Linked DNA regions of Homo sapiens: regions 2 and 3 are each linked to region 1. A link is a loop called in an ENCODE intact Hi-C map of the cell type or tissue named here. Cell type or tissue: endothelial cell of umbilical vein. All regions are shown on one strand. Each heading gives the region's core, and the rest is flanking DNA. Links, peaks and the distances in the headings are about the cores only. Region 1 overlaps RASAL2 (RAS protein activator like 2). Region 2 overlaps CRYZL2P-SEC16B (CRYZL2P-SEC16B readthrough). Region 3 overlaps RASAL2 (RAS protein activator like 2).

Region 1 (10,702 bases), core at 1,188-9,187:
AGCAATATTTGCTGTTCTGCAATATTTGCTGTTCTGTAGCCTCCACTGGTGATACCCAGGCAAACACGGTCTGGAGTGGACCTCCAGCAAACTCCAACAGACCTGCAGCTGAGGGACCTGACTATTAGAAGGAAAACTAACAAACAGAAAGGAATAGCATCAACATCAACAAAAAGGACATCCACACCAAAACCCCATCTGTAGGTCACCATCATCAAAGACCAAAGTTAGATAAAACCACAAAGATGGGGAGAAACCAGAGCAGAAAAGCTGAAAATTCTAAAAACCAGAGTGCCCCCTCCAGATGCTGGAGAGGATGTGGAGAAATAGGAATGCTTTTACACTTTTGGTGGGAGTGTAAACTAGTTCAACCATTGTGGAAGACAGTGTGGCAATTCCTCAAGGATCTAGAACTAGGAATACCATCTGACCCAGAGATCCCATTACTGGGTATATATATACCCAAAGGATTATAAATCATGCTACTATAAAGACACATGCACATGTATGTTTATTGTGGCACTATTCACAAGAGCAAAGACTTGGAACCAACCCAAATGTCCATCAATGATAGACTGGATTAAGCAAATGTGGCACATATACACCATGGAATACTAAGCAGCCACAAAAAAGGATGAGTTCATGTCCTTTGTAGCGACATGGATGAAGCTGGAAACCATCATTCTGAGCAAACTATTCCAAGGACAGAAAACCAAACACTGCATGTTCTCACTCATAGGTGGGAACTGAACAATGAGAATAGTTGGACACAGGGCGGGGAACATCACACAGCGGGGCCTGTCATTGGGTGGGGGAATGGGGGAAGGATAGCATTAGGAGAAATACCTAATGTAAATGATGAGTTAATGGGTGCAGCAAACCAAAATGGCACATGTATACACATGTAACAAACCTGCACATTGTGCACATGTACCCTAGAACTTAAAGTATAATAATTTTTTAAAAAGAAGAATTTCTCTAGAATAAATAGGCAGAAATAAAATTGCCGAGTCTTAAGCTATGAGCATGTTTAACTTTTTTTTTTTTTTTTTTTTCCCCAGATGGAGTCTAGCTCTGTTGCCCAGGCTGGGGTGCAGTGGCACAATCTTGGCTCACTGCAGCCTCCCTTTCCTGGGTTCAAGCAATTCTCCTGCCTCAGCCTCCCGAGTAGCTGGGGCTACAGGTGCACACCACCACGCCTGGTTTTTTTTTCGAGACAGAGTCTCGCTCTGTCGCTCATGCTGGAGTCCAATGGCACAATCTCGGCTCACTGCAACCTCTGCCTCCCAGGTTCAAGCAATTCTCCTGCCCATCTCCTGAGTAGCTAGGATTACAGACGTGAGCCACCAAGCCCAGCTAATTTTTGTATTTTTAATAGAGACGAGGTTTCACCATGTTGGTCAGGCTGGTCTCAAACTCCTGACATCGTGATCTGCCTGCCTCGGCCCCCCAAAGTTTTGGGATTACAGGCGTGAGCCACCACGCCCGGCCACACCTGGCTAATTTTTGTATTTCAGTAGAGACAACGTTTCACGATGTTGGCCAGGCTGGTCTTTAACTCCTGAACTCAAGTGATCTGTCCACCTCGGCCTCCCAAAGTGCTGGGATTATAGGTGTCAGCCACTGTGCCTGGCTTAGCATGTTTAATAGGTAATGTCAAGGTATTTTTCAAAGGGCTTCTACCAATTTACAGTCCCATGAGATAAAAATGAATTCCTATTGCTCTACATGTCCTTCATCACTAATGTCAACATTTTTTAATGTTTAGTCATCAGATGGTATATAAGAGTATTTCTTTGTGGTTTAAAGTTGCATTTTCCTAATTACTAATAAAGTTGAACACCTTTTGTTGTAGTTACTAGTAAGCTGTGTTTCCTCTCTTATGAGGTCTCACTTGAAGTCTTTTACAGTCATCCCTTGGTATCTGTGGAGAACCGGTTTCAGGATCTGCACAACCATGTACCAGAATCCAAGGATGCTTAAGTCTCTTATATAAGATGGTGTAGTATTTGCATACAGCCCAGGCACATCCTCTTGTATACTTTAAATCATCTCTAGATTACTTATAGTACCTAATACAACGCTTTTATATCACTTCACTGGCATGGATTCAAAGTAGTACTCAGCATGCAGCAAATTCAAGTTTTGATTTCTAGAATTTTCTGGAATTTTTTCCCCTAATATTTTCAATCCATGGTTGGTTGATTCCAAGGATGAGGAACCCATGGATACAGAAGGCTGATTACATTTATTTTCCATTGATTGGTTTGCCTTTCTCTCTTAAAAGTTCTTTATTCTGAATTTTAATCTTTTGTTTTACATGTTGCAAATATCTTCTCACTTTGTACCTTGACTTTTCCCTTTCTTTATAGTATTAGTTGTTTTAAACATGTTTTTAAATGAATATGAATGGCCCCCAAATTCGTAAGGCAATATATTTTTAGGTATATATAATACAATTAGCAACTATTTATTTATTTTTTTAAATTAATGAGAAGAAGTACCCCAAGGAGAGGGTAGAACTTCTGAGAATTTAAGATCCTACCTTATTTCTTAAATATAATACCTATAACATTCTACATCTGTTCTTCTTTCATTTATATTTTCATTTGATAGGATTATATAATATCCTCAAATATTTATGAGATATGGAATTTTTACATGTCTGGTCTTGGGATAGTAGATTTATATCTTTACCAGGATATAGAATCCAAAGATTTTCACAGGTCTCTAGAATAGTATGGGTAATATATATGAATAGTATGGCTAGAAGGATGACTGTCAATAACTCTTATCCTTTTATGATTATAATAACAGCCTTGAGACAGCAGATTCAGTGTCTTTAATTCAGAGCTCATCATAATTAGCTTATTTTTTTAAGTGTCATGCTTTCAATAGATCTATCTAGAAAATGTATAGTTTGATGAGTAATTCTGTTTAGTTCTGATGTCATAAAAAATGATTCATCTTCTATAGCAGTATTTTCGAGACGAAAAATATCAAGTGTGCTAAAGGAAAATAATATCTACCATTTATCAAATACTTACTATATAGTTACATCTTATATTTATTATTTTTAATTCTCACAGCACTCTACGAGGTAGGTTTTATAAATGAAGAAAGTGAAGCTTTTTCTTCACTTATATTCTTATATACTTCATTCTATTGTGTGGCTTTGGGAGCCACACAATAAGTGCCAGAGCAATAGTTATTAAGTGGTACAGCAATATTTAGCAAGAGCAACAATTCAAACACAAGCCTAGTAACTTTTAACCTTACACTAATTCACATTGCAAATTATTGAAAAGATCACTAACAATTAGCTATTCAAATGCAGTTAATTAAATCAGAAATATTTAATAAACGCCTACTATGGAAAAAATACTATATTGACTGCTGGCAAATTAGAAGTAATCTAGATTGTATGCTAGAATATAACCTTTAAAATCAGGAAAATATTAAGTCTCACTGGTCCCAGCCACACCTGTCTAGTTGACTGCCTTTGAGCAAGTCATTTAATACCTCTTAGCCCCACTTTACTCAAATATAAATGAAACTACAGTGGAAATGCACTGTGTATGTTTATCTGTGCTGAGTGAAATAGAAGCAGGAATTGAATTTGGTTTTAAAGTAAATGAGGAAAGCAAAAATTAGATACATTCAAAATTACCCTTCAAAATTCTTAAATCACTCAAACTACAGTTTCAAGATAACATCTCTTACTGGATCCTTATACAACTATTTTTATTTTTATTTTTCATCATTTGAACATGACAAGTTGAACAGTAAAAATGGTTGGGCATGTTATACCAAAACTATCTACATTTAAAATCATTCTTTGTGTCAGGTGCAGAGTGTTTGGTCATTCATCGGAGGAGCATCTTTTCTTTGCTTGGTGACTGCAGAAGCAGTGCAGCAGTTGGAGAAGTGGCCTAAGACTTCGGCGTTGGGTAAAAGATGGCCCAAACCAAATAGACTGCTAGTAAATCCACTGGTGAGGAAGCCTCCTGCAAACAGCTAGCCACTAAAGCTTCCAGGAAGAGCAGACTCCTCTAACGATGGTAAAAACAAAACAAAACAAAAAAACAAAAAGAAAACAACAACAACAACAAAAATCATAAAAATGCATCACTACAGGCCCAAGACCTTGGTGCTTAGAGAAATTCATCATTACCGGAAATTGACCAAGCTTCTCCTGTACTTCCAGAGGCAAGTGAGGCATAGTTGGTGGATGTGTTGGAAGACACTACTCTGTGTGCTATCCATGCTAAGAGATGCCCAAAGACATCCAGTTGGTTTGCTGGATATGGGGAGAGAGAGTTTAAGTGAAGGCAGTTTTTATGGAGTTTTGTAGTAAATGCTGTAAAATACTTTAATTCATGACATTTTTGTAAGAAATGACTTATAATAGCTGCATTTATACTTAAGTCATTCCATATTTCACTCAAATGTGAAAAGTGACTGTTCACAGGCCTCAGTAATGAGATGTTGCTCAGGAGTGATAAGTTGCTAATATACAGAAGGGATGGGTGATAGTTCTTGTTCTCATGATGTATGTTTCTATATGTTAATGAGCTGCTGGGTAGATTTTAAGGCACTAAAATTGACAAATAAATGTGTACAAGTCCTTTGGCAATAAACTTAGTTATGATTTGATCCAAGTGTTTAACGATTGGGCCTCAGTTTGACCATACATCACAGTGATAGAATGTGGGCTTTTTCAAGGGTGAAGATATGTCTTAACCACAGTGTAACTTAAAGCTTCCTAAAACAAAAAAGTCTAGTTGGTATCTACAAAATACACCATGTGCATTTGTAATAGCTAGCTATTTCATACATTATAGTGTCAACATTTTAAAATTAAATGTTTTATATTCACCAAAAAAAATTCTTTGTGTCAAGTACTCGTGGTAAATTATGTTTAAGTTTCATGTATTATGAGGCAATCTAAGTGTTTAGGTACAAGGAAAAAAGGAATAACTCCGTTCCAAACAGGACATTTAAATCTAGGTAGGGAAATAATATATCAACTACCTGTGCTAGCTGCTAAGAAAGAACAGGGTGAAGGAGGGAAAGAAAGAAAAGGAAGGGAAAGAAAAGAAAAAACTTTTTTTTAAAGAAAGTTTAAAGAATTTCCAAATAGAATTAAGTTTTACAAAGCGTCATGTCATAAAATCATGTCCTCAGTTTTTCAAAAGTGCTGATTTAATTTTTATTATTTTCAATATAAAAATTCATTATATTATGAACAAAAGTAATTTATTTTACTGTTGCAAGGCTTTCCCAACAAATAATTTTCCAATCAGAAAAAGGAGGGTTGGGGCAGAAAAGACAGTTTGTTATTTATTGTGGTCTTTAACATTCAATAACCTGACTTGCGTTTATCCTATGAACCATATTTAAAGAGCATTATGCTGCTAGGAGATAGAGATAAAATACACCAGAAGATTATCAGTCAATGTTTGTGAAGGAAAATCAACAGATGTAATTGTCACATGAATCCACACTGATTTATTTGTCATGGCAGAAAAACCTGAAAATTTTGGGATGAGTTCCCTCAAACGTGATCTAGATTTAAATATATTTTTTTCGCTGCTTCCTGTTTCGCTATGTAAAAATTTGACCCTACTAAGAGCCTTTGTTTTTTTAAAAAAATAATTTCCCTGATTCTCTAATTGTGACTCAGTCTGGCTGTCTCTATCTGCCTTCTGCCAGGGATCGGCTTCTCTGTGGGAACTGGAAATGTGCACATACCCAAGAAGTAATGCAAGATATCTCACTTTCCCCAGGGGCAGTGCCAACAACCTAGGACTTCAGACTTCTGTACTTCCTTCCCCTAAACCAGTGCCTTGGAGACAGAATGCAAAGGAAATAGCTGGCCAGACTCAGAGGAGGAAGTACTGAAAGAAATATATTCATTTGCCTACTTAGATACAGATCAAAAACTGAAGAAGACTGTAGGTTGCTAAATTGCTTACCATCTTCTTCCCTTTTAGACTCGTTTCTACCTTTAGAAGCTAAATGTGTCCATTTATTGAGAAGTTGATGAAGCTAGTTCAACATCACATGTATGTGTGTGTGTATATACACACATACACTAATGGTTTGTTTAAAGAAAATAAATCTACTTCACATTTATATAGATGTGTCATCTAAAACAGCTGTCCTAAGCATATCCATAGACTGCCTCAGAAGAAACACAGATTTGAAAAGCATTCTGTATTTGAACACTTTTAATTTTAAAATAATTTATTCATATTTTTAAAAGTTCTTCGTTCATGTGCTATTGCACTTCTACCTAATGCATTTTTTTGTCTTTTAGTTAATTTCATGCATTTCTCTTTGTACTCTCCAAGGTGCCTAACAGAGTAGATAATAGACTGTCATCAAATATTTACTGAAATAAAAGTAGTATAACAAGATACCAAATATTAACAGTTGGAGGGACAGGGAAAAGAAAAAAGATAGCACAGAGTACCACGAAACTCTGGGGGCATTAATTTTCAACTCCCTTTCCCATCCCCACCTCCGACCCCCTCACTGTTAAAAATTATTTAAATCAGCATTGCTAGCAAGTTCTCTTAAGGGGTCTTGAGTTTTTATTTAGGTCCATATGCTCCTTCACCTCCACAGTCTGTGTTATACAGTTATGAAATGTATGCATGTGTTCAGGTGTCTATCAAGGGTTATTTTTATAATAATTAGATTCACATAAGTCTTTTGAGACTGAGAAACTGTCTTTTCTTTCTGCAAAATGAAGTTTTCCTTTATCCAGTGTGTGTTGTTATTAAAGCCTCAGGATTTTGCTACAATTCATTCGTTTTTTATTTCATTCATTAAATAAACATTTACTTATTGTCTGTGTGCCACAAACCTTTCTAGGTCTTAAGGACTATTTTTACATTTTCTTTAAATGAAATAAATGAATTGATATCACAGTTGCTATACTAGAGGCCCTTTGGGGATACAGCAAGATTATAGGCTAGGAATTACCCAAGTCAGCTTGGGAAAGTCAAGGAAAGCTTTGAAGACAAGACAGCATTTGAAAGTAAGCAGAAATCTGTACTGAACAAAAGCTAACGTGTAAACGGCAGAGAAAGAAATTTTATTTCATATAATTTCTACTGAAATTCGTGCAACCCAAAGTTTGGTTCACAGGCTTCTGATGATCCACAAACTGTTACCAGGCTATGTCAAGATGGATATAATAATAGAGGATAAGTATTTAGAAACCTTCATTGCAATTTGACAGTAATATTATGTCTGTTGAATCTAAATTTTAAAATTATGGCTTGTTTTTGTATGTGTTTTTTTTTCATTTATCTATTCATTTATATTATATTTAACAAAATTATTGGCTCACAACATACTGAAATTTTTTAAAAGCACATACAGTTTGAGAAGTGCTATTATTAACTGCGTCTAATTCTGCCTGTAACTCTAAAGTTGTTCCCACTTTTAAGCTCCTTTTGAGTTCTAGAGTGTATGCTAAGAGGTTTTTCCACTGACTTCAGGAAGAACCTTCTATCATTTGGATGATTTTAATTAAGGATCATGCTAACAATTCAGCTAGGCTGACCGAAAGCATCCTAAGTATCTCTCAGTGGAGTGAACAGTAGCTGTTTCACATTCTGTGGCACATATTATCAAAAGAAAAAGCAATTAGATGGTGATAGAATACTATTCTATTTAATTCTCCTAATACCTGAAGCCATTAATCCTTACTATTCTTCTGAGAGACAAGCCTTACATCTCTTTGGCATCATCTTTATTTAAAGAACTCAAGTGAATTGTTATAAAAATAAGAGTTTAATTCACATACAAATTCAACTAAGGACAGGTCTTCACCACCTAAAAACCTATGCTCTAAAATGGACAACTCACAGTGACTGTTTATTCCGGCTACATATAGGGGATTTTTTTTTTTTTTAACTATGAAATTACAACAAAGTTTAATATGCATAAGATCACGCATATGAGAAGCATACCAATTTGGAAATTAAACCCTCAAGTCAGAATCTTTCACAAAAATCATTAGATCACGGACTCCTTGTTCTTTACTTTGCACGTAGTTTATTCTAGCTAGATAGATTCCTTCCTGTCAATCTTATCAGTAGCAGCTTTCTTTTTAGATTTCAATGAATCAGTACACCAATGCAGTTCATAAAGCATCAAAAGATTTGATAGGAATTACAAAACAAAAATTAGAACTTAATGAACATATTCAGTTAATCTTAGAAGTGTAAAACCACAAACAAATATTTTAGATACCACTCTGTGTGTAAGGCCTTACACATTTTGTTACCTCTTTTCCTCTAACTGTTCAGAGTATTCTTTTGGTTTTATAAAATTAAGTACCTTCAGTTCTCTTGTGCCTATTTTTGAGATATTGGAAAATATAGACATATACGTAAGAAAACCAAGTAGTCAGCCAACAGCAAGATGAAAAAGAAAATAAACAGGCTAGACTCACTTCTTTGCGATCCCTCCTTCAAGGAAAAAGAAATACACAGTATATACCTGTGTTTCTCAAACTCATTTTAGACCAGATAATTCTTTCTGCGGAAGGTGGGGTAGGGGGCTGAAGGAAAGCTGTCCTGTGAACTCAAGGATGTTTATTTAGCAGCATCCCTGGCATCCACCCACTAGATGTCAGTAGCACACCCTTGCCCCCTTGACATGACACTACTCAGCATGCCCCCAGTTGAGAACCACTGGTTCACAGCACAAAGCAGTAGTTTCAACTTTGTTTTCCCAACATGTACCATCAGTTTACAAAAACAATTGGACATGCATCTCTATCCAGGTGTATTTATAAATTACATTCGTGGACTGCTGTAAATATACATTGCAAAAGATAGAAACATAAATTTAAACACAATGAGAAAAAAACACATAAATAGATGTGCTAATAATTTTATCCTGAACCCCAGAGGATTATCTTTGTACTCCCAGGGATGTATACACCATACTTTTGAGACAACTGGTATAGATTATTTTCAGATTTGATTATCTTATTGGCTCATTTACTGTTTTTTACAGTGAGACTGCGAGGTCATTGGGTTGTGTAGAACATATTCGTGCCATTTATAAACTAGATATAATCACTCCAATATACAATGTAACAGAAATGCTGTGGCCTTTACTGAAAAGTGAAATAACTCTAAAGCTTCCAGAAAAATGTATTCGTTAAATTTTTGGTTCTACAGAAAAGTATACTCATAAGACCAATGACTCAGGATGAATTCTCTGGTTTACTTTGGTCTTTCTTTCTCCTGTATCTGGTACTTGTATTCAAGGATAGACAGATGTCAGCATTTCTACCACACAGTCCTACAACCCTATTTACAAATGGACCCCACTAATGTAGCAAGAATTGGTTATTATATCCTCACATGACAATCAATTTTTATTTAACAAAATTTGTGGAATACATACCAAGGAATATAAGAACTGTAATTATGCTATTGCTGAAGGTCTCTTATTTTATGCCATAATGATTAGCCATAAAATAGTAGTTTGGGAGAATATTATCAGTCATTCATGTAGTAACTCATGGTTGATAATGATGCAGCTGGTATCAATGTCATCACTCCAGATTTACACAGGTAACATAAATCAACATTTGAAGCGAACCACAATAATTGCTATGGTTATTTGCCTTTATCTTGAATGCTTCTAACTACCATATGGGTCTCAATTTTATAACTGGCACCAGTAAATATGGCTCTATATTAAGTGAACTCAGTGGTCCCATCAGAGAAACAGTATTCATAGCTTTTTAGAGGGTATAAAATTTAGAAATTAGGTACTTTTAGTGACTCCTGTGGTTCATCACCCTCAAGCAAAACAATTTAAGCTAGTATACAGATATCTGTAAATAATGAAGAGTATCATTTGCCTTCTAAATAGTAACACTCATTCAATAAATGTTGAATTAGGATCACAGAATGTAAGCTTAAGAATCATAGAATCCGAATGTAAGTTGAAGAATTTTACTACTTCTAAGTTTTATTTGAACATGCTTTTGAGAGGAAATACTTTAAATAATCTGCAAAGTAAAATTCCTTTAGTGGCAGACTTTTTGGTGATGTAATTAATATCGTACTAAAAATGAAACTGCCATCATCCATTTCCTATTATGACCAAGTGACCGATACTGAACTTGCCCTCCTATAAACACCTAGAAAACCAGACAAAATATATGAAACAACTTTTTTTCAGATGCTAGACAACAGAGCACAGGACTGTGATCCCTAAGAAAAGGAAAACCTATCAATAAATCCTATAATAATCCCAGATTTTAAGCAGGAGTCATGTTTTGAAAACTGGTACAAGGAGAGGGAACATAGGCAGAATACAATGGCCTCAATGAATTTGAGGAAACAGAAATGGGAGTTTAGGGAGACTGAGACTGGTAGAATTTTCAGGGTAGAATACCAAAGAAAAGGGAGTTACAAAGAGAAAATGATCCAGAAATGTACAGAAATCCCCTTGAGTTATTGGTTGAATATTAAAGTGTATGTAAGTAGGATTAAACTTCATGACTGAAGGCAAAGAAAACTGCTAGGGAGATATAAGCTGAAAAGTTCCATAACTTACTCAGGGCTGGAGGTCATTTGGGATCCTTCAAGTCAAAGAGGAAGAGACTTTGTTGAATACCCAGAGCATTGTATAGCTATCTTCCAAAGGGTTACACATT
Region 2 (10,702 bases), core at 1,263-9,262, 240 kb after region 1:
GTGTGGGGTAGCAGGGTCGTGAGCTGTGGTAGGAAAAGGAGTTTTAGCACTGGCAGTGAGATCCAGAAGTCTGCATTGGCGGCAGTGGGAGGTGTTGAGACTGAAGGGATATGCTTAGTCAGAAATGACGCCAGCACACTGTGATCTGGGTGCCAGCGTGGACCAGGAAAAATGCCCAAACCAGAATGAGCTAGGGATGGAAGCAAGGATCCATAGCCAGGAGTTTGGAATAAGGAGATGAAACAGAGTGAAAGAGAGCCAGGATCAAATGGAGGTGGCGGGTATAGGGGTGCTGGATGGAGAAGGGTTTCTGAATAAGTCCTTCAGGCTCCGCCTAGCATCCACAGGTTGGCAGGGACAAATGTGGTGGGGGTGGTGAGGGACCCTCCTTTAAGGGGCAGACTTGGGTCAGACAGCAAGAAAGATGCTACCTCAAAGTGTTTAGCTTCTAGTGCTGGTTAAAGCTGTGAAGCTATCCTCTCAGCTGAACTAATATTTGAATTGGCCATTAATCCTGTTGAGTAGAGGTTGAATTAGAAGATGACACTTCCACTGGGTGTGGTGGCTCATGCCTGTAATGCCAGCATTTTGGGTGGCTGAGGAGGGTGGATCACCTGAGGTTAAGAGTCCAAGACCAGCTTGGCCAACATGGTGAAACCCCGTCTCTACTAAAAATACAAATATTAGCCAGGTGTGGTGGCTGGCACCTGTAATCCCAGCTACTCTGGAAGCTGAGGCAGGAGAATCGCTTGAACCTGGGAGGTGGAGGTTGCAGTGAGCAGAGATCACATCGTTGCACTCCAGCCTGGGTGACAAGAGCAAAACTCGGTCTCAAAAAAAAAAAAAAAAAAATGACACTTCCATGTTAAGTTCAGTCCGGGGGCCTAATGGCTGCACCACTGGTGGGCCCATTCTGGATGATGGCCTAGTTGAGTCTCATGACGACTCCACCCCTCAGTCTTCCTGGAGACTGGTGACACCACGGTGCACTTTATTATCCTCTGAGACTGGAATGGTGAGGAACACAGAAATTGTATTGTGATACGTGCTCGGAGCTCCTGTGGCAAGGGTGCTGTTAAATAAAGGACGGTGTTCTGAGGATGATTTTCCTTTGGGCTTTGAAAATGAACGTCCCACAGCCCCACATTGTAGCATACATCTCTGCTACAGATTTTTGCCTTGGGCCATTGATTTTTGATGGAGCCCAGTGAATTGTGAAAAATACCTCTCACTGAGTAAGCTTAAATCTCAAATCAGCCGTAGAGCTTATTATATCCTTGTTAAGCATATCCCATGGTTTGTCATCAGCAGGATCATTTCTGGCCCCTGTTCCACGCCTCTTTGGTTACTGAAAATGGCTATTTAGCGCTTGTGAGCAAAAGCACTACAGACCCAGGCTCTTGATGAGCCAGAAAAACGGCACTGAGTGCTGTGGGCTTGGCGTGGAGGAGGGCTGCAGGGAGTGGGAGATCGGGATGGCTGAGAAGGGGGGTGCCGATGGAGAAGAGCTTCCAGATAAACTGCTGTGGCTCTCCAGGGGACCTTTGAGATGTCAGAGGGTCATCTCAGTGATGGAAGAAGGCCCACAGAAATGGTTATTCCAGAGTTAGGCCATCAAGACCAAGGTGCAGAAAATACCCTCAACTATGAGATCTAGCTGGGGTGTGCGGTAGAATGAGGATCCTGCCATCTCTCCCCAGAGGAGGCTGTGACAGAGGCACAGCAGAAAGCAAAGCGATGCTCATGTTCCTAAGGAAGCTGCCAAAATCTAATAGAATTATGCAAGGCCCTGAGCCTTGTGGGCAATGGGTAAAGAGGTTCCCTGGGCTTGGTCCTCGCTGACTATCCTTCTCTCCGCAGCTTCACCAGCACGCTGGCGCTCAATGACCCACTGCAGACCCTCTTCCAGCTCATGTCGGGGAGGATTCCACAGGCAGCCACGGTACCCCTATGACAGGATTCCTTTATCACCCAGGCATCCCAAGGGCTTGAGGGGGCGGGGACTGCTCAGGAGTGCACTGATGGCTTTCAGGAGCAAAAGTGATGATAATATTAATGGTTTGTTAATCACCATGTGCCAGGCCCTGTGCTAAGTGCTTTGATGCATATTATTTGGTTTAATGCATAGAGGTAGGAAACATTCTTTCTGCTTTGCAGATGTGGAAACTGAGCTCCAAAGGTGTAAGATGACCCAAGATCAGAGATAGTGAGTAGTGGGGTCAGGATCTGTCCAGGTCTGTCTGACTCTGAAGACCTTGGCCTTCCCAAAATGTCAAAGCTGCCTGCTCTGCTGTGAATGGCAAGAGGACCTGTGCCTGTTCTGCAGGCTTCCCCTGGCAGGGCTGCCCTTCTTTTCTCTGGAGGAATGTTTCCCACCACTGCACACTGGCACTTCAAAGCTGGACATACTCGATTTCAATCTTCTAGAGTTGATGTGGCTGAGAGTCTGAGGCTAGCTTGATAGTTTTCCCATTATAGGAGACTTGATCTTTTGGCCCCAAAGTATTCCTTCCTTACCTTTGACGTCCAGTCACTTTACTAGATTATGCTCTGGTGTTGACTGTCTGGATCGATTTTTTTCCTTGGGGTATATATAGCATGCCCTTTTAATATGTACATTCATATGTTAGAGTTCAGGGATATTTTCTTGGATTATATCCTTCAATATTTGTTTTGTTCCCATTATTTTGGTTTCCTTTTCAGGAATTCCATGTACACATATTTCATATATATACACGTATGAATTATATCTATAATTTTCTCTTTAATAATTTTTTATTCTCTTTTTTCCTCTCTTGCCCTCCTTTCCTTCCTTCCTTCCTCCCTCCCTCCCTCCTTTACATCCTCCCTCCCTGTCCTCCCTCCCCTCCCCTCCCTCCCTCCCTTCCTTCCTTCTTTCCTTCCCTCCTTCCCTCCCTCCCTCCTTTACATCCTCCTTTTCTTCCTTCCTTCCTTCTTTCCTTCCTTCCTCCTTCCTTCCTTCCCTCCTTTCTTTTTTCCTTCCTCTGTCCTTTACTGTGTTTTCACTGGTGTCTCTTACTTTTGTGCTCTTTTGTTTCTGTCTTTATTTCTTCAATTTCCCCCTACTTTTTTCCTGAGCTCTGAACATTACATTCATTTCCTGTTATCTACCATCTATTTCCTGAGCTCTAGTAACTCAGATTATGCTCTTGCTTCATAGATGCAATTGCTTCATTATTTTACTTAAATTCATGACAAAATGTTTGGTGATAATTTTTCATTTGTTTTGTGGTAACATTTTTGTAGTGAATGTTCTCTCTCCTCTCTATTTTTCATGTTACCTTCCTCTTTCTGTCTTAGGGTGTATTTGTATACATTCTGTGCTTGTTTTCTCATATTACATAACTTTAAAGGAGTTGACTCTTCCCTGGATTTTTATTTCCAGTTATTTATATTAGGTTTGTGCAGAGGATGGGCCAGGCCATATTCCAGGCCATCCGACATTTTCTGCAGGACCCAGTTTTCCATGTGAGCCTGAGTTGCCTTTGCTGCTCTCCAGCCAGTGGGGAGAGCTGTGGGGTCCTCTCCCTCGTGTCCTCTTGGCTTCCCGGGACATGGAGGCACGTCTGTCCAATCTCCATTACTTTTGGTAATGGAGCCTTTTCTCGTATCTTGAGGCTTGGGTTTTTGGTGAACACTAGTTTAAATAAAAATCGACCTCACACTTTTCATTTTTTTTTTTTATCCTTCTTATGGCTTGTGGCTAATTCCAAGAAAAGAGAAATGATTTTCATGCCCCATCATCAAATCAACCGGCTATTTTGTAGCACAGAGTGTGCCTCACAATTCAGTGGAATGGCCTGTGCTCCAGAATGGAATTGCATTATGTCACAAAGTACTAAATGCAGGAAATGATACAATTAGCTATGGTTCATTTTTTTTTTTTGTAATAGTAGAGTTAGCTTAATTTCCCCTATTTTTAGATGAGAAAACGGAGGAGCCAGAGGTGATGTGCCAATGCAGTATTTGATCTTAGGGAGTTTCCCAGCACTTTAGCATCTACTAAAAGGCTGGACTTCAGTTCCATGTGATGAATGGGGTGGTGGAAAAGCATGGCAACAGGACAACACAGACGTGGGTTTCACACAAGTTTAACCTGGACTCTATGTACATCTTTCTGCCAGGGGAACTTGGCTTTGTGTCTTAATTTCACAGAGCCTCAGTTTTTAATCTTTATGGGGATTTTGGTGCCCAGTAGAGTTATTGTGAAAATTAAGGGAGAGAGAACATCTGAACATATCAACCATCATGCTTGGCCCATTTTCGTTAATTAATAAATGTTGGTGCTTTCTCTCTCTCTCTCTCTCTCTACTGTGTCCCCTCCGCCTCTCCATTGATCTGATTTATAGTGATCTTTTCAAATCACCAGCGAGGAGACAGAATAATGACCTCTAAGTTTTTCTTTGTGTGTGTGTGTGTGTGTGTGTGTGTGTGTGTGTGTGTGTGTGTGTTTAGCAAGGGATTTCCTTCCCTTTTGCTGGTTTCTGTAGATCCAGCAAGAAGCAGTTTGGCTTACATGTTAAAATGCAGGTCATAATAGGACTTAGCACATGTGATTATTGGTAGGAGAAATGCTTAGCACAGGATATAGTTCATGGTTCGATGTGACACATGAGAACTGCTATTATTATGATTTATCATCACCATTATTGTTATCATCCTCTTCTCACTGCATTGACCAGATCAACAAGGACTGGGTATAAAATGGAGTTGAATAAAGCATCTTTTATTCCCTGGGATAATTACAAAGACCAAGTAATTATGAATGGTTTTAACTCCAAATCTTAGTTATTATTGGCAATCTTCTGCCCTACCTATCTATATAACAAATTGGAAGGTAGGCGGCTATGCAAATCACCTCTTTCCTCTGCTGAGCTTCCAACTGTGTGTGTGTGTGTGTGTGTGTGTGTGTATTTATACCTACATGTAATTGATTAAGTGCAAACCAAATGTGAAGCACCATGCGATGTGCTTTACACAACTATCTTATTTTATTATCAACAATAACCTGTTAGGTAGAAATTACGATCTCCATTTTAGGGATGAGAAAACAAAGGTTCAGAGACATTAAGAAACTTGCTCAAGGTAGGTAAGCTAGTAAGATGCAGGACTCGAGTTGGGGCCTGTGTTGTTTCCATGACATTATATTGTTTCTTTATTGATATTTTCTGCCTTGAAATTCTCCTTTATTTAGTAGGACAGCCTTAGGGAGAGATTGTGGGGAAAACACCATTGATGCGGGGCTTTGTACATTTCCACCACGCTGCTTACTCTTTTTTGCCCCCTGGTGGAATTCTGCTGCCTCTGCATCGTCCTAGCTGGGCCACTTGGCTTGATTTTCTTATTCTTAAAGTGGCAGTAGGAACTAGACTTCATAGGGTTCCTGTGAAGATTAAGAGGATGTGTGTGAATGGGCTTTGTAGAGCCAGAAAACATAGGCATTTGGTAAGACATTAAGCAGGCCCGTGTTCCCCCGACTTCTGTGACAGGCTGTGGCCTCTTCTACTCATAAGCCAAGGATGTTTGATCTTCCTTCTCCCACTGAAGCCTCAGGGTTTTTCTGAGTTTTGTCTCTAGCTATCTGGGGGTCAGGCACTGGGGAGAAATGTGAAAAATAGTAAGTGAGCAATGTCATTTTATTTATCCATTTTCCAATATCCCTGTGAATGTATGTATGTATGTATGCATGTACACGTATCTGTCTATCTGTGTCCTTCTGACAGTTTTACTTTTTTAAAGATGAGAGCTCTAAATCAATGAATGGCAGCATTGCAGGTGGTAGAGTGGGCATTCTCTGACCACTTCTGAACCAGGAAATAGACAACAGCCTTCTTTATGTACATCTGGCCATTCTTAAATGATTGTACATTTATTTTTTCTGGTGCTTTTCAGTGTTGTGGAGAAAAGCAGTGGGGAGACTGGAGGCCTCACTTGGCTGTGATTCTGTCGAATCAGGCTGGGGACCCAGAGCTGTATCAGCGTGCGATTGTTGCCATTGGGGACACCCTGGGTAAGCGACACCAGCATTTCCCCTCCGCTCCCCTCCCTGTCCCTTCCCTCCCCTCCCCTCCCTGTCCCTTTCCTCACCTCCCCTCCCCGTCCCTCTCCTCACCTCCCCTCCCTCTCCTCACCTCCCCTCCCCGTCCAGGTCAGCTTTAAACATCCTGCCCTTAGATTCTCAGGTTCTAGGTAGGGCCAGAGTCTATGCCCTAGGCTTTTCCTGGACCCAGGAGCCTCCATGTTTTGGGGAAAGAAACTCCAGGGAAACACGTGTCCTTCTTGCCTCTCTGTTTCACAGAATTTCTGCCGTGAGTGAATGCAGGCCAGGCCCCTGAGACTTGGTGTTCTGCTGCTGTAGGAGTCTCCTCTCAGCAGCTGATTTTCTAGCCCTGGGTCAGATTCCCCTGTGGATGGAGTTAACGCATAGGACACCTTGCCTCCTGTTGCTGTAAATTTCTCAGTGACCCAGTTCAATCAGATAGGAAATTCTGTTTTTGCCTGAACCACTCTGGGTTAACCCTGTAGTCTTTCTTGCTATCATCTCTCTGTGAATGTGGCCTTATAAACGCTTAGGGGGCTATTGAGTGTTCCAGATCAGTGGTTCTCAAATTTAGCCAAGAAGCAGAGCATCCAGAAATCATGGTGCTCCCATGAGGCTTTTTAAAATATTGCTCTGTTAAACTTTAATAGCTATGGGTTAGGTTGTGCCAAGTCAGATGGAGGCCATGCAGCACCCTGAGTGGAAGGGAACTAATGTTTGTTGAGCCCTTCTTGGGGGCCAGGCACTGTGCTAGGTATTGTATCTAGCTGAATTAACTCAATTTTGAGGCAGTGGAAAATGTATGGGAGAACATTTCAAAACATGTTGGTAATTAATATGATTTTTATGTTTGACTTCAGCAGGGAAAGCAATGCTGCCTCAGGAAGCCTAGTTTAAGAACGACCACTCTCAGTAGTCTCCTTCTTTGCTCAGGTGCAGGCATTTCAAACTCATTTTTCACCCTGAGGAAAGACTAAAACGTTTAGGGAATTCCTCGTAAAAAGTCCTTTAGGGAGAACGTGAAATTGTGCCTTATTCTGGCTGAAGAGAAATGTAACGTCTGAGGCCAAATGGGCTGTGGGAGGAGGAGTGGGGTTTAGGGGTCTGTGACTCACGCTATGAAAGGCTCATTCATTTAGTCCCATGTGGCTTCTCCCCTCTGACCCCCGAGGCCACTCTTCCATCTGTCTCCCATCCCACCCAGATGATGGCTCCCCATACGGGTGTGCTCCGTGATTGGGTCTTGTTCTCTTCCTCCCGCAGCTGGGAAGGGGCTTGTGGAGGCAGCTCACTTCTGCTATCTCATGGCTCACGTGCCCTTTGGCCACTACACCGTGAAGACAGACCATCTGGTCTTGCTGGGCAGCAGCCACAGGTATGCGACCTGGGAGAAAGGAAACAGTAAGGACATTTTCCAAGGGACTGTTTTAGCCCTTGTTGGGTTTTATGGATCCATTTTTCATTTTCTCATGTGAATTTCAGCTACCGCCGGCTCCCTTATTTGGGATTGTTATCTGTGCAGGTCTGTGCAAGGAGATGCCCCGTGGGCCCCACATTACAGCATTGGCGGGGGCCTCAGGCCACAGGTCCTCCTCTGCAAAGAGGTGGGCTGATGCCTTTGTGTGGTATTGTGCCCTTTGGCCACTGGGTGGCACCCTGGCTCCACAAGCTAACTTTGTTCCTTTAAAAAAACAACATTTTACATGTGGAGGCTTGTGGGTCCGTGTTAGGCAGCCCTGGGCCTGTTCTGAGAGCCTACCCAGGCAAAACTGGAAAATGGAAGAAGTTTATGTTTAGTCCCTCTTTGGGGCCCTAGCATCCCTACAATGACTTGGTGCACAAGCTACTTAGAGTCCCACTGGTGACATTCTCTGTTGGCCATAGCATTAGGCTTTTCCTGCAGGAGGCCCTCAATCAGCTCTCAGTGAATGAATGCATGGACAGAACGATTTGCTCCCTAGAGGCCCTCCCTGTTCTGTATCTCTCTATCCCCCTCCCCATACGTGTTAAGAGTCACTAAGCTCTTACGTTGTGCCAGGCATTTTCTTTGCACTATTTCCTTTAATTATTACACATTTACCCTATGAAGAAGTGAAGTGAAGCAAAGATTTTAATCGTCACTTATGGAGGAGGAAAACCAAGGCACAGGGAGATGAAATAACTTGTCTCAGATGGTACAGTGAGGGTGTGGGTGAGTTGGATTCGGAATCCAGGCAGTCAGCCTGCAAAGCCCTTTTAACTGTTGCACCACACTGCCTACCACTGAGGCAGTGTACCCAGCTCATTGCCTGTTCCTTCCAGGTTCCTGGTCTCTGATAGCACATGGCTAGCTTGTCAAAGAATCCCTTCTGTGCCAAATGTACAATAAGTGTGTATGGGCTAATATGTCTCCCCTCCTATGTTTACGTTGGTTTATGTTGAATGAGGAAATTCTTGGAAATAAAGTCCTACCCCCAGGAATAACCTGGTGATTGTGGTTTTTAAACACCATAGCAAGTTGTTGATGGGAGAAATTTTGGGTCACATGAGACTCTTGTGCCCACCACCTGCCCCAACCAGATCACATTCACTCAGTCCCCATCCTCACTGGTGGAATGAACATCCAATGTATGGACCCGTGTTTGATTTCTGGCTCAGCAGTCCTCACCTGCTCTGCCATGCCTTTTGGTCTCAGTGCTCCCGGAGTGTTACATGGCTCCCCTCTTTTGTGCGAGTTTGCTCAAACTAGGGGTGCCCTTCACAGGTACATGACAGGCTTTATGGGCATGGGGGCCAGCTCTCTGTGTGTCTAAGAGTAGGGCCCAGTGTCCTTCGAGGTAGCCTGCCTTGAGTTACCCTTCAGCAAGAAGGCAGGTGACCCCCCTTTTCTGCAGCCTCCGCCTCCCAGTGCCTCTGGTGCAGAGTTCTGTTTTGTTCCTTCCTCAGCCTCAAGGAGGGAGAGGGAGAGGAAGTGAAACACTCACTCTGGGAGCCCAGAGTCTCCTTCTTCTCTTGAAGCCGCCGCAGGCATCAGCCCAGGATGGAAACTCCCCCATGAAAGGCTGCAGCTGGTGTTTGGAGAGCCACTAGGATTTAACTCCTGCGTCCCCCACACCTCAATCTCTTTTATTGTTATTCTCTGGTTTTAGTCAAGAGTTTTTGAAATTTGCAACAACTGAGGCAATCCAGAGGACGGAAATCTTCGAGTACTGTCAGATGCTGGGCCGCCCCAAATCCTTCATCCCTTCTTTCCAGGTAACTGAGCCCAGATGAGGCCACCACCGTCACTGTCAGGCAGCTGCAGGCAGCTGTATTTGCAGCTTTGCTTTTTGGCACTTAGTACCTGGGGCTAAGTTATCTACTGAACTTTTCCTCATTAGCTTAAGCGTGGGAGGGTGTAGGATTTCTTTTTATGTCCCCTAAAGGTCTGTATTTTATAATATGAAGGCAAAACCTTGCAGAGGCCTCTCTGCTGGAGGCTCCTGCCTCACTGCTGATGTTTGAACGTCCTGCCTGCCGCCCCGGCCTGTGCCTCACTCCTGCTGTCAGCTCCTTCTCCCCATCTCTCCAGACAGCTCTCCCTTTCTTCTGAGCCTCCGCAGCTGTCCTGTGGGAGGGAGTGGGAGCGCAGGCCCAGCCCAGTGTCTGCTCACCCTCCCTCTGCTCCGCACTCCTTCTCCGGCCTCTTTTGAAATCCTCTGTCCTCTACCTCCGCCCTCACCCTTCTTCGTCCCACTCAGAGCATCAGCTGTGTGGGTGGTGTCCATACTGTGGTTTCCGCCCTCTTCTCAACGTTTCTACATGATGCTGTTGTCACCTTACATTCGTAAAGACCAGTGCTGACATCGTGTCCTCCTCCGTCTAAATCCTCTGTGAGCTCTGACGTCCAGCACCATCCCTTCCTCCATGCAGACTACCTGGGCCACACCTACGAGTATGACTGAGATGGCAGCCTTCAGTGGTCTCAGCTGTAAAATGGGATGAGAGTGGTGCCTTGTAATGGAGCTGGCATGAAATCGAGTTAGTTTCCTTAATGCTCGAGAACAGCGCCTGGCACACAGCAACTGCTTTCGGCGTTGACGTCATGGCAGGCACAGTGTGGCTCCCACAGCCGAATCCAGGGCCCCCCACTGACACTGAGCTCACGCTGCCTTGTGTTTTCTTGACTTTTATGCACAGGTATCTTATCTTCCTACCTTAGTTATCTTCTTTAGGTAGAGACATTTTCCAGCGATTCCTTGTTTCTCCTTCAGTGCTTGGTGTCGAGGGTACACACAGCAGCAGCAACAACAACAATTACAACAACATGCACACACAACACAAAGCCTTGAAAGTGAAATCCTGTGTCATAGAGAAATGGCCCAATTAGCTTCTTCTCTTTTTCTTTAAGTTCTGGGATGCATGTGCTGAATGTGCAGGTTTGTTACATAGGTATACATATGCCATGGTGGTTTGCTGCACCTATCAACCTGTCATCTAGGTTTTAAGCCCTGCATGCATTAGGCATTTGTCCTATAGCATCTTCTCTTTTTTAAGGGCTTTGCCAAAGACTCACCTTTTCCAGCAAAACCTTGCCCCATGAGCTCCTCTTTGCAGTTCCTCGACCGGCTCTTTGGTCTCTTTTTCTTTCCTTTCTTTATTCATCCCACCTGTCAGTTATTT
Region 3 (10,702 bases), core at 1,198-9,197, 75 kb before region 1:
AACATTTGGTGAACCTGTTAGTGGGTATGTTTATACATAGTATATACATCAGACACAAGTTACATTCCCTTCGACACTACAAACCTGTACTGTAAGGTAAATAAACAATAATTTGTTAAAGATATATAATGAATGCAAATAAGGCAATAAAATTAAACAAATTACAAGGCTTTCTAAAACTAACACCATTATCATAATTTTCTTTATAAAAGTCATACACACAGTACAAGAGGACATATCCACGGCCAAGTTTATGGTTTTTGCCTCATTAGCCTTTATCACATATCTTTTCTTCAAAGTAAGAATTTTTCTAATTTCCTAGGCAAACCTACTTTTTGCAGCCTTTTCCATTATCTTAGAAGATATTAAGATTGCATAAAACCCTTAACATAATCATGAAATACAATCCTATTGGGAACATAGCTGATACAGGACAATAAGTCTATATTCTCCAACCACATTTGTGTGGCACTTATGTTTTTGGCCACAATACACGTGCAGGGTTCTTTTAGTAATATTTTAATCTGGATAGTCAATTTAAGGTTAAAAAAATTCCAAGTCGTTACAGCAAATATTTGGATTTTTTTTTTTTTTAAGGTGGAATCTCATTCTGTCACCCAGGCTGCAGTGCAATGGTGCGATCTCAGCTCACTCACTGCAACCTCTGCCTCCTGGGTTCAAGTGATTCTCCTGCCTCAGCCTCCCGAGTAGCTGGGACTACAGGCATGTGCCAGCACACCCAGCTGATTTTTGTATTTTTAGTAGAGACAGGGTTTAACCATGTTGGCCAGGCTGGTCTCGAACTCTTGACCTCAAGTGATCCACCTGTCTTGGTCTCCCAAAGTGCTAGGATTACAGGCTAAGCAACCGTGCCTGGCCAAATAGTTGGATTTTAATTGAGAAAAGAAAATATAGTTCAAGCCCATCTTGAACTAAAGTGAGAGTTCAAATACCAAGGAATATATTCATATTACAGAGAATAAAAAGAATGAACATAAGGAAGAAATGATTTATGAGTATCAAGTAGGAAAATAAAAATGAAAGCCAACTGGAAAAGAAATGAATAGAAAGGGAAAGGGGGGGTCCTTTAATGTAGAGTTAAAAGGTATCTTAGAGATCAATAAATCACACTTCCTTAATTCATAAATAAAATAAGGCTGAGAATTATATAATTATTTGCTCAAAGTGACACACCTAGCATAGCTATCTTAGAATTCAGTTATTCTGACGTATAGTCCGGGATTTTTTTCTAGCATATCAATAAAGCTTCTCCTTTATTTTTAAGTTCAATGAGTATTTGTTTATTGTAAGTAAAGCACTGTACTCAAGCCTCGGGATATAACAATGAACAAGACGGATCTAGTGACTGGACTTGTGGAACATCAACTTAATGGGGTCAAATACTGTACAATCAGTATATAACTAATTTAAAATAATTCTGATAAACACTACAAAAAAGCAGTATAGGGTGCTGTGAGAACATTCAACAAGCAATAGACTTAGGCTTGGGCATTATTACAGCTGGAAGAATGGTAGGTGGTGAAGGGAAATGTATTAGCATTTCAGACAAATGAACCACAGATGTAAAAGCCCTTGAGGAAGACGGTGGTCCTACTTCAACAATCTGAAAGGTGGGGGGCCCTACGGCTGAAGCAGTTTTGGAAAGCAAGGAAGTAGTGCAGAGATAGGAGGCTAGTGAAAAGTTTGGGGCAAGATCATGCAAAGCCCAATAAACCAGGTTAAGGAGGTTGATTTTTATCCTATGAATAATGGGAAGCATCTGAAGAATTTTAAACAGAGGAATGACACCGCTGATTTGCATTTTTGTCAAAAGGTGAACAGAGGTTTCATTTACTGAGATTAGGAATTCTGAAAGAAGAACAACTTTGAGGAAGAAGCTGAGAAATTCAGTTTGGGTCACATCTAGTCAGATAAAGTCAAGCCAAATGCTAGATCCATCTGTCTAAGGCCAAGATCTCTAACTCTGGCCTACAAAAAAAAACTGGAATTGCTCCAAGAGCTCCATAATGCCTTATTCAAATTTCATTTTAAGAAATATATGGCAGCTACTAGGTTAAAACAGTAGATTGAACATATATAATTTCACTTCCTTTCAAAACCCCACTTAAACTACAGTAAAGATAAATTTATATACGGAGAGACAGAGACATGGACCCACAAAAGTAGTGAGAACGGAAATAAAAAGTAAATAAAAGTTTAAAAGCTAGAAGAAACATGTTCAAGTGGTAACTGACTTAGCAGGCCTGAGTAACAGAATCCTAGGTTAAGAATGAGAAAAGCTAAGAACCAACCTAATTTAAACCACAGAATCCTTGAAAGGTTCAGGGATAGGCCAGTACTAGGTAGCTCTCAATGGAGAAGAGGGGTAGTATAAAATCTGTTTAAGAGGCAGAGTACCAAGATCCTCTCGCCCATTATATAGATAAATGTCCCTTCCCAACCCAGGTAAAAGAATGGAGGTTTGCTCTCCTGGGAGGGTAAAATAAATGGTGGACAAAAGAGTAATTGTCACAGTTGAGAAAAGGCTACTCTAAACATGTTAAGACATGAGCTTCCCCCAAAGGTCTCTTCAACTCCCATTTGACTCTCAAAATTAGACTTTTACATTCCAGACAGGCAATTTAGAAGAACACTCTGGGCATCAGACCATCCCAAGAGAAAAGAACTAAAGATACTAACAAAAGGGTTCCCCCGACAAACAGCAGGTCCAGGTCACCTTATAGTAAAGCCCTTAAAATGGGCAAGGTCCATCTTCACACTTAGATCCTCCAGTAAGCTTTCTCATCTCCCATTCTTAATCTGAAGCAGACCAACAAGAATTACCAGAACCAAAAGAAAGCTTCTAGCAGAAGAATATAGACATAAAAAAAAAAAAAAGAGAGACACAGAAAAAGGCAACTTGAAGGAGACACAAACAATACAGGGAAAAAACAAAACACTGTTATCCTCAAAGAGACAGATACAAGAAAAAATGGCATCCAGGAAACAAAAATAAGATATTTTTTAATAAAAAGCAACACTTACAGAGCTAAAAAGATCTTTTGTATATTAAAAACATAATAGCAGAAATGAAAAAAATGCAGTAATATAATTAAAAGATAAAATTAAGAAAATAGATCAAAAAGACAAAAAGATGGAAAAGAAAAAGGTAAACTGAGAAACCAATCTAGGAGGGTCAAGATAAAAATAATAGGCAAGAAGAAACAGAAATGAGGAAATCATTTGTGAAATTTCTCAGTACTAAATGATGTGAGTTTCTAGATCGAAACCCGAGTGTCCAGCAAAATTGATAAAAACAGATGACCACCAAAACATATCAGTAAGAAAAAAAACAGTTATGTATAAAACATCAGGAATAAGAATAGATCTGGACTTCTCAAAAGCAACACAGGAATTTGGAAGACAATGGAGCAATGAGTTCAATATTCTGACAGAAAAGTATTTCTAACCTAGATTATTATTCACTTAGCCAAACTAACAACCAAGTGTGAGAAAAAAAGGATTTTAGATAATCAAGGCCTCAAAAATTTTGCCTACCACGAACTGCTAATCAGGAAAAATACCCTACTGGAGTGTTACAGGAAAGGGTCCCGATCCAGACCCCCAAGAGAGGGTTCTTGGATCTCACGCAATAAAGAATTCAGGGCGAGTCCGCAGTGCAAAATGAAAGCAAGTTTATTAAGAAAGTAAAGGAATAAAAGAATGGCTACTCCATAGACAGAGCAGCCCCAAGGGCTGCTGGTTGCCCATTTTTATGGTTATTTCTTGATAATATGCTAAACAAGGGGTAGATTATTCATGCCTCCCCTTTGTGGACCATATAGGGTACGTTGTCATGGCATTTGTAAACTGTCATGGCGCTGGTGGGAGTGTAGAAGTGAGGACGACCAGAGGTCACGCTCGTCACCATTTTGGTTTTGGCAGGTTTTGGCCAGCTCCTTTACTGCAACCTATTTTATCAGGAAGGTCTTCATGACCTGTATTTTGTGCTGACCTCCTGTCTCATCCTGTGACTTAGAATGCCTTAACCATCTGGGAATGCAGCCTGGTAAGTTTCAGCCTCACTGTACCCAGTTCCTACTTAGGATAGAATTGCTCTGGTTCACACGTGTCTGACAAGAAGATGTCCTCCTTCAAAATGGGGGAATGTCTTAGTCTGCTCAGGCTGCCTTAACAAAATATTATAGACGGTGTGAGTTAAACAACACAAATTTATATTCACATAGTTCTGGAGGTTATGAAGTCCAAGATCAAGGTACTGGCCAATTTAGTTCCTGATGAGGGCTCTTTCTTGGCTTACAGATGGCCACCTTCTCACTGTGTCCTCACATGGGGAAGAGAGATCACTGGAGCCTCTCCCCTTCTTTATAAGGGCAACGGCCCTATTAAATTAAGGTCCCACCCTTATTACCTCATTTAATCTTTATCACTTTCCTCACAGGTCCTATGTCCAAATACAGCACACTCAGATAGAAGGCTTCAACATAAAATAACTTTGGGGAGACACACTCAGTTCATAATAGAAAGTAAACCAAGAAAACAAAAAGCATACAGTATTTAAAAAAACAGGTGCTCCAATACAGGAGAGAAGCAAGTAGTATCTCAACATGACAACGAATAAGAATAGGAGGTTGATAACTATCCACCAGTCCTGATTGCAGCAGTATGGTTAAAGAGACTGGCAGGCTGAAGGCTGTCATACCATGCTTTTCTGCCTATGTGCCATCTTTAAAAACTATTGAAGGAAGCCAGGAGCCGTGGTGCATGCCTGTCGTCCTAGCTACTCAGGAGGCTAAGGCAGGGGGGTCATTTGAGTCCAGGAGTTCAGGTTCAGCCTGGACAAAGGAGCAAGCAATACCCCTCCTCTCTCTCTTTTTTTTCTAAGAGACAGGGTCTTGCTTTGTTGCCCAGGCTGGAGTACAGTGGTGTGATCATAGCTCATTGTGACCTTTAACTCCTGGGCTCAAGCAATCCTCCCAAGTAGCCATGATGACAGACATGCACCACCACACCCAGCTAATTTTTTTTCTTTTTTTTTGAGATGGAGGCTCGCTCTGTTGCCAGGCTGGAGTGCAGTGGTGCAATCTCGGCTCACTGCAACCTCTGCCTCCCGGGTTCAAGCAATTCTCCTGCCTCAGCCTCCCAAGTAGCTGGGACTACAGGTGCTCACCACCATGCCCAACTAATTTTTGTATTTTTAGTAGAGATGGGGTTTCACCATGTTGGCCAGGATGGTCTCCATCTCTTGACTTCGTGATCCACCCGCCTCGGCCTCCTAAAGTGCTGGGATTACAGGTGGGAGCCATTGCGCCCAGCTGCTAATTTTTAATTTGTTTATTTTATTTTGGTAGGGTCTCACTCTATTGCCCATGCTGGTCTTAAATTCTGGCCTCAGGCAATTCTCCTGCCTTTCCACAACTGCTAGGATTATGGGTGTGAACCACTATGCCTGGCCTAGACCTTGTCTCTTAAAAAAAAAAACAAAAAACAACAACTAACTACTGGAGGATATGCTTGAACAAAGCAAGGAAGTAAGTAAAAAAAGAGAGGAAGATCCACACAACGAGGAATACAACCTATGAAAAAGGCAAAAGGAATTCCAAGAATGACAGCAAAAGAAACTCCTAAAATGATAGCTATTCAGGAAATAGGCCTAAAGGTAAGAAGAGGAGGGCTCCATGAGGAATGTTTCCAAGAAAAAAGAAAAGAAAGCAAAATAACACTAGATCTGAGGTGGGTGATCACGAGGTCAGGAGATTGAGACCATCCTCTGGAGGCTGAGGCAGGGGAATAGCTTGAATTCAGGAGGTGGAGATTGCAGTGAGCCCTGCATTCCAGCTGGGCGACAGAGCAAGACTCCCTCTCAAAAAAAAAAAAAAAAAGACACTAGATCTGATACGTTACCTGGTATTATCGACCTTGAGTAAAAATATAATGCAATATTACAGTAAGGTCTGAGAAGAATAAGTAATAAGAAAACTAAACAAACAGGAAAAAAGGGCAATTACAAACTTCAAAAAAAAAAAAAGGAAGGAAAAATAATAATGATATTCAACCATACTCAGCATGGCATAATAATACAAACATTGAATACTGATAAAAACAAACCAACCAATCACCAAAAACTATAGTGAGGAAGTTGGAATGGTTTTATGTGATAGCTAAATCCTCATCCGCCATAATAGGAAATCAGTAAAAAGGTCTAAAATGGATGAATAAAAAAGCAACAGTGTATGTATATTATTTGGAATTAAGAGAGATATGTAAATGCCGAAATAAAATGCTAGAAGAGTCTAAAGTTCTTTCTTCAGAAAAAGGGAACAGGGATGGAGAAAGTCAATGTAATCTGTTAAGAAAAGGATGGATAGACTGACAAAAATGTGGTAGGAGTTAAGAAATTATTTTAGGCAGATAGGAGAGGAAAAGGGGTCCTTGGAAAGTTTTTGTCTCTTTCGAAGCAGCTTCAGAAACATTTCTTGTCTAGCAGGAAAGCCCAGCTCTTAGAGCTGGGCTGGAAACCTTTGATATACAAATGCCAGCCATTAGAAACTGGGTCCGCCCAGCATGGCGATTCCTACCCTTGTTCTCTTGCCTTTGCCCCCACATGTGCCTGGCAACATGGCTGCCCCCCATTTCCCCAAGTGTATAGAAACTCATGGCACTCTGCATTTGCATATTAAAAGGCTAGGGTGGGAGGGCCAGTTTTTTCCCACAGGCTACATGAATGACATGCCTGATCAAACCAATCCCCTGAGCCCTATGCAAATAAGACACTGCCTCTTCCAGCCTCTTCATATACCTGGCTGGTTTCTGCCGCACTTGAGGTCTCCTCTCAGCTTTGGAGGCCCCCTCCCTCTGTCTCTGTACAGGGTAGCTTCTTCCTTCTTTCTTCCCTCTTCTTTCTTGCCTATTAAACTCTCTGCTACTTAAAACCACTCCACGTGTGTCCATGTCGTCTTATCGAATTTGGTGTGAGACAAGAGCCCTGGTGTTCCTCCACTCATTGGAGCCGTATCAAAATGAATAAGGCTGTCCAGTAAAACCAAGTGTAAATGGTATGAGAAAAAAGAAACAAGGGCAGACAAACCAGCTGAATACAGGCAAAAGACTTGAATGCTCACTTCACAAAAAAGAATATCCAAATGTCCATTTAACATGTAAAAAGATGCTCAACTTCATTACTCATCAGGGAAATGCAAATTAAGGCCACAGTGAGATAGCACTACATACCCACTAGAATGGCTAAAATGAAAAAGATACTAAGTATTGTTGAGGAATTGAAGGATCTGAGGGTGAGAGTATAAATTGGTAAAATCACTTTTGAAAACTGTTGGACAATATTAACTAAAACCGAACGTATACATATCTAGCAATTCTACTCCTAGATATATACCCAACAGAAATGTGGACATGTTTTAGTCAAAAGACATGTATAAGAACATACATGCCAGCACTATTCAAAATTGCCAAAAGCTAGAAACAATCCAAAATAAAAACCAACAGTAAAATGGATAAATTTTGGTAATTCATAAAATGAAATACTATATACCAGGGAGAATGAAAGAACTATAACTATAGAAAACAATATGTTTGACTCTCACAAATATAACGTTGAGCAAAAAAAGATACAAAAGATGTGTAATTTTGTTTAAACATCAAAATTGGGTAAACCTAATCTATAGTATTAAAAGTCAGTTTAGTAGTCACTGTTTGCAGGTGAAGTGTCTGGGACAGGACATAAGTGGGCTTCTGAGATGGTAATAATGTTCTGTTTCTTGAGCAGGGTATAAATTACACAGATATGCCCCTTTATGCAAATTCATCAAGCCATACATCAAGCTATACAATTTATGTACTTTGTGTACATTATCCTTTCATAAAAAGTTTACTTGAAAAAGACTGGACAAATTACTCAACCTAATTGAACCTCAATCTCCTCATCTATGAATAGGGACTATAAAAATACCTACTCTTTTAGGGAGTTTTTTGAGGTTCAAATGAGATAATGCATACTGAGTGCTTAACAAAGCACTTTGCACATACTGGCATACAATAATAACGTTTTTCTATTATTAATTATTTGGGCATTGAAAAGGAGGGAAACTGTAATTCCAGCTATTTGGGAGGCTGAGGCAGGGGAACTGCTTGAACCCAGGAGGCGGAGGTTGCAGTGAGCCAAGATCGTGCTACTGCACACCAGCCTGGGTGACAGAGGAAGACTCTGTCTCAACAAAAACCAAAAAACCAAAAACAACAACAACAAAAGGAGGGAACCATGACTATATAGTTCCATTTGAACATTTGAACAAGGCCAAATGTGAGTTATATGAAAACACTAATTTAGTGGTATAGTCAGATAACTAGATTCAAATCTTCCATGTATTACAGATGATTTGGGGCAAGTGTGATATTCTGATATAATAAGAAATACATATTTGGTCTTTGTCCCCGGTTCCTAGCACAGAACTGCTAAAATCCTTAGAATTTCTAGAGTAATCAGTTGGAGAAGCATCTTTTGTTATTCATAGTAAGTCCCTTTCAAATTTACTTAAGTTTATACTAATGAGTTGACTCTTAGTGGCCCCCAAATGGGGGCTGGTTGCCAGAGGAACCAACCCTGTGATTAGAGGGTTGGAACTTTCAGATGTAACCCACACCCCCATGGAAGAAATGAGGCTGGAGATTGAGCTAATCACCAATGGCCAATGATTTAATCAATCATATCTATGTAATAGAGTTCCATTAAAACTCTAAACAGTGGGGTTCAGAGAGCTCCCAGGTTGGTGAATACATCCACATGCCAGGATGCTGGTATACCCTAAAACTCCATAGGGACAGAAGTACCTGCCCTTAGAAATCTTCCAGACCTTGCCCTATATACTTCCTCATCTGGCTGTTCATTTGTGTCCTCTATGATATCCTTTTGGTAAACTGATAATAGTAAGTACTATATACTGTTTCCCTGAGTTCTGAGAGCCACTATAGCAAATTATCAAATCTGAGAGGGGGTTGTAAGAACCTCTGATTTTCTAAATTATACAAGGGGATAACATCACAGTTTTGTGCATGAGGGTTTAGAGAGAATTTTAGAAATAGATTACAAGTAGAAGGCAATTCCAAACAAAGAATGTTTAAAACTGTATAAGTCTATCTTGGTTTCATGTATGCGTACGTGAATACATGAGTTATTTAAAATATGATGGTAAATAGTGAAAGAAACCTCTGAAAGAGTTGACAATGGATGCCTCTGTGGAGCAGAAACTAGCTGAGGCAACGGGTAGAGATAGGGAAAGTGAATGATCATTTTCATTTAAATCCTCGCAGAACTGACTTTTTAACTATGTACATCCACTGCTTTAACTTAAACAATCAGAAAAGAAATGCTGGTTACAAGGTATTTAATCTTTCCCTTATAAATATCTAAGCAGCACTTGAAATATTAGGTTCAAACTTAGACTTCTGCATAACTCTCTAAAATTTTTATTTCTCCCATAAGAAAAGTAAGAGTACCTAAATATACCAGAAGGAAGGTAATACTAACTCAGAGCACAATGGCACACGCTGACCTCTGCTAGAATTCCTATGGAGTTGTTTAACACAACTCAATACAGATTTTCAGCAGACACAAATTATTTTCAAAGATCTTTGAGGCCCAGCATGGTGGCATATGGCCTGTAATCCCAACTATTCAGGAGGCTGATGGGGGAGGATCGCTTGAGTCCAGGAATTCAAATCCAGCCTAGGCAAAATAGTGAGACCCTGTCTCAATTTTTTTTTTTAAACGATTTTAGAGAAGAAGTTACCAAACCACAAACGTTTGGCAAAGGGAGGCTCAGAGTCAAACTGAAACCCTGGCAAGACCCATGTCCTCAACTTAGGTTATTTGATTCAATAAGTTAACACACCAGAAAGAGTTGAGAGCAATTTCTGGAACACAGAAAAGTACTCAGTAAATGTTAACTCTGATTATTATCATTCTTGAGAAGCATGAAGGTCAAGTGGTTAAGAGCACAGACTTTGGAGTCAGACTGCCTGAAAAGGAATTCCCATCCTATCACTTGCCAGCCATGTGACTCTAGTCAAGATACTTAACTTCTTAGAGCTCCAGTTTTCTCATCTTTAAAATGGAATAATGTGGTTTCTACTATGTAGGAATGTGGTGAAGATTAAGTGAGAAATATCAAGCATTACAAACAGTGCTTGGCATACTGTAAAGCCCTCAATAAATAATAGCACTTGTTATTATTTTAACTTCACACATCTGAAACAATGGGTTCATTTGTTACTCCTATTGAAAATGTTCAGATGGTAAAAATATTGTAATAAAATCTGATAGAAAAAACTGATTTAAACTGTGAATGGTCTTCAGGATTATATGATGAATGTAAATAAACCTTTCCTTGGAAATATTCTGAGGAAAAAAAGTACTGCACAGATTTGCTCTAACAAAAACATATTTCCATCTGATACCATCAGACAGACTCTAGTTATATTGCTGTGCCAAAAATCTACATATTATTCTTAATACAAACTTTACAAAGGAAAAGACAACAAATCCAGAGCCTTTTGGCTAGAGAAGCAGTTACAAGCAGAAATGAAATATAAGGGCCAAAACACTTTCTGTTATTTAGGTCTATTTGTTCAGCTTAATGTACACCATTTAGGTCAGTCTACCAATTCC

The links. Peaks named below come from ENCODE experiments on the same cell type or tissue, not always from the same donor. Only the 100,000 strongest peaks of a DNase experiment are listed, where the experiment ranks them.
Region 2: it touches region 1 in a loop (11-fold over the local background); 13 of 110 quality-filtered maps call a loop at or near these places.
Region 3: it touches region 1 in a loop (3-fold over the local background); 6 of 110 quality-filtered maps call a loop at or near these places.

What each region holds. Positions count from the first base shown.
Region 1 is chr1:178,187,965-178,198,666 of GRCh38, reverse strand. The region is part of intron 1 of RASAL2 (RAS protein activator like 2); the gene reads right to left. Among named protein-coding and RNA genes, the nearest start is that of RASAL2, 99 kb to the right of the region's middle. In endothelial cell of umbilical vein, for the core only: a CTCF peak has its summit at 8,641 (motif pointing right); DNase peaks (open chromatin) are centred at 5,776 and 8,656; H3K27ac peaks cover 1,604 bases.
Region 2 is chr1:177,943,154-177,953,855 of GRCh38, reverse strand. CRYZL2P-SEC16B (CRYZL2P-SEC16B readthrough) reads left to right here. Exons shown (of 32, transcript NM_001356506.2): 18 at 1,861-1,942; 19 at 5,914-6,031; 20 at 7,325-7,436; 21 at 9,190-9,295. SEC16B (SEC16 homolog B, endoplasmic reticulum export factor) reads left to right here. Exons shown (of 26, transcript NM_033127.4): 12 at 1,861-1,942; 13 at 5,914-6,031; 14 at 7,325-7,436; 15 at 9,190-9,295. Among named protein-coding and RNA genes, the nearest start is that of SEC16B, 22 kb to the left of the region's middle. In endothelial cell of umbilical vein, for the core only: CTCF peaks have their summits at 5,308 (motif pointing left) and 7,700 (motif pointing right); DNase peaks (open chromatin) are centred at 5,315 and 7,745.
Region 3 is chr1:178,262,824-178,273,525 of GRCh38, reverse strand. The region is part of intron 1 of RASAL2 (RAS protein activator like 2); the gene reads right to left. Among named protein-coding and RNA genes, the nearest start is that of RASAL2, 170 kb to the right of the region's middle. In endothelial cell of umbilical vein, for the core only: no CTCF peak of the experiment used is centred there; a DNase peak (open chromatin) is centred at 5,635; H3K27ac peaks cover 1,376 bases.